Linked DNA regions of Homo sapiens: region 2 is linked to region 1. Evidence: chromatin contacts called from ENCODE Hi-C or POLR2A ChIA-PET data. All regions are on one chromosome and are shown on one strand. The core of a region is the stretch at or near the end of the contact, and the rest is flanking DNA. Distances in the headings are between cores, read along the strand shown. Region 1 overlaps PCNX2 (pecanex 2). Region 2 holds the start of PCNX2 (pecanex 2).

Region 1 (2,935 bases), core at 311-2,810:
CTAATTTGCCCAGAAAGTTGGAATTGCTAATCTGCCTAGAAAACCAAAGTGGAAGTAGGCTATCTGCCTAGGAAGTTGGAGGTGAAGCTGCTTAGAAAGTTGAAATGTGTTTTTGAGTGCAGAGGGTTTGTTGCAGAGTGAAGTTTTATTACTACTCAGTAGATCTTGTAATTAAAGCTTGATAGTTTCTCTTTTTTGTTCAGCAAATATTTATATTTCTTTGTGTATAAATGAATCCAAGTAATATAGCAGAGCTTTCTTCTATGGACAATCTATAACCATGTTTAAGTATTAATCTGGCTTTTACGGTGTCATAAGCAATCTAATGGAAATGCATGCAAAATGCATATCATCTGCTCCCCAGTGAAATCTGATTGGAAAGACATGATATTTACATTCATTTTGAGGATCTATAACTCACAAAATAGGCATGGTAGTCTACTGAATGGAAGAGTCATTCTGTAGCAAATTTGTTTGCAGTACTTTTTTGGGGGATTTTTATATCAAGGATGGAACTTCAACTTGTTTTTATTTAAAAAATAAGAGTAGGATGGTAATATAAATATTTATCTGAATTCACTTATTCATGGCTTTTGTTTTTGAATTATCGTAGCAAAGATCTAGCAGATATTTTTAGTTTATAAATTAGGCTTATGTTTGAAAGCTGCCGTATATCTCTGAACCCACTGTGTACCATACTCCAAAGGTGGATTGAAGCCCTGTACTTAATCTTTACTACCTCCTCAGAGTTCTTACTCTTTTGTTGACATTATCAGCTTCTCTGACCCTTATCTCAACAAAACCTCTTACTTATTGGGATTAACTTTCAGGAAAGTCCTCTAAAGCCACAATGTTTAATTATCTACCTGGTTCCCAAAGAAGATAAGCAGGCAGAAAACGGCAATAAATAATCATGTCTGTTTAGACTGTGTTTTTAACTTTAGTCAGAAGAAATAATAGTGACACTCTGACTTGGAATAGCTGAACAGGAATGTGAGGCAATAAAACAAGTCAACTAGATATTCAAAATGAAGAGTAAAACATTGTGACTTCTCTCGATATTAGATATACCCAGTACCATGTGCCATTCAATTATAGTTTAGAAATTTCGTCTTTTATTACAAATATTTGAGAGATGCATATAGCTGCGTCACTCACTTAATTTGGATAGTAGAGAGATAGGTATTTGCTGCTTCAAATTTGAAAAACTTGTGTGGGTTCTTGGTGCCTTTGATCACATGGAGGTGGAAAAGATTGGCAAGAAGCAGATGATCACCTGGGTCTACCTTGGAATAGTGTCTGCCCTCCCAAATTTCCATGTCCTTTCTTTTTGGCTTTCACTTTTTACTCTTTGCTCCTTTCACTGTCATTCTTATCTTGTTTTCTTAGACGTATTAGAAAGAGATTGTACTTTCACCCAGGCATAGAGGCATAAGGACGAAAGGTTTGTGAGGTTGATTCTAGAAAGACTTTTGTTCTCTGGGGCATTTTCTCTGAAAGCCTGAGAATTGGCCCTGCCGCTCAGTGTGGTTCTGTTCCGGTGGCAACAGCCACTGCTGCCACATGATGGCAGTCAGGTCCCATGCTCCCAGCCTTGCCTCACTTCCACGGTGTTGCTGCCTTTTTCTCCGATACTCACACAAATTTTACTGTCACATAAAAGGAGAATTGAACAAGAATCCCTGTTAAAATTCAAAATAACAGGTTATGGTTTTCAGAACAGTGCTGCTTTAGTTAAACATCCTACATGTTGAACATGTTGCTGGGACTTTCATTTCTGTGTCCCTCTATGCGCCTTGTGCCCATGTCCCTGGAGGAAGCCTGAAAAACAAGGAAAGAGGCAGAAAAAGGGAGGCCCTCTCTCTGAGAGTGATAGGCTATCGTCTTTAAACTCTGGGGAAGATGAAGAATTTCAAGAAATGTTTTTCCAATATCAGTGAGACAGTGTAGAAGAAGCACATGTATTTTGACTGTCTGTTGCTTGTAGAAGCTCAGATGGTGGAAACCTGGTGAGTCCAGTATGGTGGAATATCGTCATGGTCAATTTGAGGCCCAACTCCTTCCATACAGAAGTGCACTCTTCTGGCCCAGACTAGATCCTAGCCCCAGGCCCGTCTTTATTACCTTCTAGTGGCAGCACTTTTAGAAATTTCCACCATTAATCACTATTTCTGCTATTGCTTGGAGCTCAATCTAGCTTAAATAAACTTATCTCTGCTATAGCCCTGAACCAAACTAGTTTACCAAAGATTCACCAGAGAACGGGATAATTGAGACCAGATGTGCTAAGTATCGTGTACTGTAGTTCACAGAATAGTTACTACAGGCTTGGGATATTTCCATTTCCATTATTGTTTTGGAGGAAGAGAAAATGTCTCTTGAAACTTAACGCTTTCACTTTATATGTATTAATGTGGGAAACGCTTTGGCTTTAAGTTACTAAGATACTGTCTTTTTAGATGATTATGCTGCTCACAGTCTATAACTTAAAAAAAATGAGAGAGAATAAGCAGCAAATACTTGGAGAAGAGACGCTAGCAAAGAACATAGACTTTGGAATTATTCAAAGATTGCGCTCCTGTCCACCTGTCCGTTTCAGTGATTTTTGTGGACATCATCGTCTCTTTGGTACTTGGGTGGGCAAGCTGGATTATAACTACACTATCAGGACACCAGAGAATTATATCACATAAGGGAAACGTCTCCATTTGAGCAATGCTTACTGTAAGCATGTAACCATTTCCTCCTGGCCAAATGGAGAGCCCATATACACATGACAATACAGATGACAATACAGGTTTCTGATGCAGACATATACCAGTCATTAAGCTCAGAAGAGAATCTTTCTTATATGCCCATGCCTTGTCTGGAATACTCAACCCTCATAAAAGAGGTTAATTAAGAGGGAAGTTAATATGCTGTTTGAGACTGTCTT
Region 2 (2,935 bases), core at 212-2,711, 54 kb before region 1:
CCATGCACGTGACGGCGCTCCTTTAATGTGGAGTTGATTGGTTGATTAACCCATTAAACACTTATACAGCACCTGGTAGGTTACAAGCATTTTGAGCAGATATACAAAAAAGCCCATTTGTTTACAAGCTGTGTCTTTAAGAAAATTACTCTTCCAGTACAGAAAGCAGCCATATTCCATTTTGATGATTCATTCCTACTGATGAATGTAAAGTAGAAGGAAGAGTGGTTATAGCTGATGGCAGACACACCATAGTGAGGCTTTTGCTGTAACTCAGTGGCCTTTCATGTCCTGGGCCCTCTCCTCATGATGGGCCTGTCCTTATCTTCGTTTCAGCCTGGGAAGGCTGGTGTGCCTTTACTGGGCCTGACTAGGGCAGCCATAAGTAAGTGCTGCTGCAGACCAGAACATGGCCAGGACACAGGCAGGCACACAAGTCAGAGGAGTGTGATGTGTTGGGACAGACCAGGTAAGGATGATGCAGGGAAGGCGTGTTGGGAATCATGGAGCCCTCTAATCTTTGTCTCTCCCTAAGGCTCTAGCTCACACAGGGCTTCTGCTCCTCATCCCAAAGGAAGACAAGCTCCTTTTTATCTCTTCCCTTTCCAAAACCCACTCTCAAAAGAGAATCTAAACTGTATCCACTGTAAATGATAAAATATATAATAGCTTAAAGATTATTAATTTTTTGTCCAGTGGGTCTTCCTGTCTAAACAGCATAGAGAGATTTAGACTAATGTTCTATATAGCCAGTTAAATACCTGGGATTATGTTCTAGGAAAGAGATAAAAAACTAAGGCTAACTGAAGCTCCTAAAATTTTATCAGGAAGGTGGTTATCTTCTTTCTCCACCAAGTTGGACAACAGGGAGTGGAGGAGAAACAGTCAGGGAGGACAGAAGATCAGTGGCAGAGGACCAGGTAGAGCTTAGATTAATAGAACGTCTGGGGTCAGCCCTTAATTAAGGAGAATGAAGTCGTGCAGGAAGTGCTCAGGAGAAGAAATTACTTTGAGTGCTGTGTGACAGGACCTTGTATGAGGTAAATACTTGGGTGCAAAAAAGGACAAGGACAAGGAACGTGTCCTGGGTCTGTGCCTTCTGCATGAGAACACCCTTGCACGTCCCCTAACAGGAGGATCAGAGAGAAGGGGAAGGGAAGAGGGGAGAGGCAAAAAAAAAAAAGAAAGAAAGAAAGAAAAAAAGAGCGAGAAAGAAAGAGAGAGAGAGAGAGAAAGGAAGGAAGGAAGGAAGAAAGAGAGAGAGAGGGAGGGAGGAGGAAGGAAAAAGAGAGAGAGAAAGAAAGAGAGAAAAAGAGAAAGAGAGAAAGAAAAGGCTGGAGGCACTCACAGAAATCCTTCTGGCCCCCAGCGAAGGCTAAGGAGGGACTGGGCGGGCGTTGGGAGGAGCCTCGGAAGCAACCTCTGAGCAGCCGCCTCTGAGCACGATGGGAAAATCCTTCCTCCCTCGGACATGGCGCTCACCTGCCCGGCCGCAGCAGCCGGCTCCGGCGCCGCGGTTCGCGGGTCCGGGCGGAAGAGCAGCTCCAGCTTCAAACGTGGGGTGGAAGGAGGCGGCGGGGGCGACGGCGGCGGCGACGGCGGGGGCGCGGCCCGCGGGCCCGGGTGTTAGACCTGAGGGAGCCTGGAGATCCGGCCGGGGCGCGCAGGGTGCAGCGGGGCGCTCACCAGCCCCGGGGCGCAGCCGGCATGGTGTCCCAGGTGCTGCAGCTGCTCCGGCAGGGCGTGTGGGCCGCGCTCACCGGGGGCTGGTACCACGACCCGGAGCAGAGCAAGTTCACCAACAGCTGCCACCTCTACCTGTGGCTGTTCCTCCTGCTGCTGCCCCTGGCCCTGCACCTGGTGAGTGGGGAGGGTCCGGTCCCGGGGAGCTGTGGGTATGGAGGGAAGAAGGAGAAAGGAACCACAGACGTGCCATCAGCCTCACGGGCTTTCGGGTTCGTAGAGATTCTTAAGAGACGGAAAGGGAGGGGCTTCAGAAATTTGGGACAGAGAACATGCAGGGAAAGGGGACTGTGAGGATTCACTGGAAAAGAAAAGAAGTAGACAGGACTGCGGGGGCTCGGGGACTCATTAAGAATTGATGCCGGATGTTAGGATGAGTCACTCTGCTTGTGGCAGGGAGCGTGCAGCCTGTTTTGTAGGTGGGTAACTCTAGGCCTTAGAGCTGGGTAGCTTGGGATAATGTTTGGTGTGAAATGCTGTAGATTGTAGCCAAGAGGAAAAACGAAATGTAAAAAGCAGACTCATTTCAGTTATTGTCCCCTTTTTCCCCCCTCACCTTCTTTCTTGTTTTGCTTTGAGAAGGCAGTTCAGTTATCAGTTACTCACATTGTAATTTCTACACCACTATGTATAGAAATCTGTAGGAAGATATAATAATGGATAAATCTAATGTACTTTATGCTAAACAAAGTATTACAACATTTAGATGGGGCTTGACATTTTAGTGGGGTTATGGTAAGTGAGTGCTTGCTGAAGAACTACATAGATGGCCTTCTTAGGTAAATTATACGTAATTAAAACAATGGTTTACCTGCTTTGAAAAGCTGTACAGGTAAGGTGTTCCATGTCTTATTAAACTTTACGTGCCAAGAATCTAATTTTGGTATGTCGGTTGGAGGACTTTATTCCTAACACATTATTTGATCATTTTTTTTACAGCAAAAATCGTCAATGAGTTTGCATGACTGATGGATTCCGAGTTTGACATTTGTGATTGGGTTTCTCTTTACTCTTTTTCCGGCAGTGTATCCAAAGGGTCAGAACTCTGGGTGTGAAGTCATGATGCCTAGGTTAAATTTTGGGTCTACTGGTTACCAGTTCTGTGACCTTGGGGAGGTTATTTACCATATCTCATTTTTCATTTTCTTATCTGTAAAATGAGAAAAAGTAATAGTACCAGATTTACAGATTG

What was found. Hi-C counts contacts between places; a loop is a spot of excess contacts on that map. ChIA-PET counts read pairs that join two places held with the same protein, here RNA polymerase II (POLR2A). Pooled maps may share reads with other maps.
Region 2: a loop to region 1 is called in a pooled map, with 2.0 times the contacts of the local background. The contact joins the promoter of PCNX2 here to the enhancer-like site in region 1. A Hi-C loop is called at or near these places in 2 of 168 maps with a recorded cell type or tissue (Calu3 and IMR-90) and 2 of 50 pooled maps. POLR2A ChIA-PET finds 5 or more read pairs at or near these places in 4 of 52 experiments (MCF 10A, OCI-LY7, activated CD4-positive, alpha-beta T cell and 1 more).

The regions. Positions count from the first base shown.
Region 1 is chr1:233,239,901-233,242,835 of GRCh38, reverse strand. The region is part of intron 8 of PCNX2 (pecanex 2); the gene reads left to right. Among named protein-coding and RNA genes, the nearest start is that of PCNX2, 54 kb to the left of the region's middle. Within about 2 kb of position 1,560, at least 4 of the 41 ENCODE cell types and tissues checked have a DNase peak (open chromatin) inside an H3K27ac peak, as active enhancers do.
Region 2 is chr1:233,294,251-233,297,185 of GRCh38, reverse strand. PCNX2 (pecanex 2) reads left to right here and starts at 1,461. Exons shown (of 34, transcript NM_014801.4): 1 at 1,461-1,860. The coding sequence starts at 1,708. RefSeq lists a silencer at 1,366-1,745 and an enhancer at 2,026-2,075.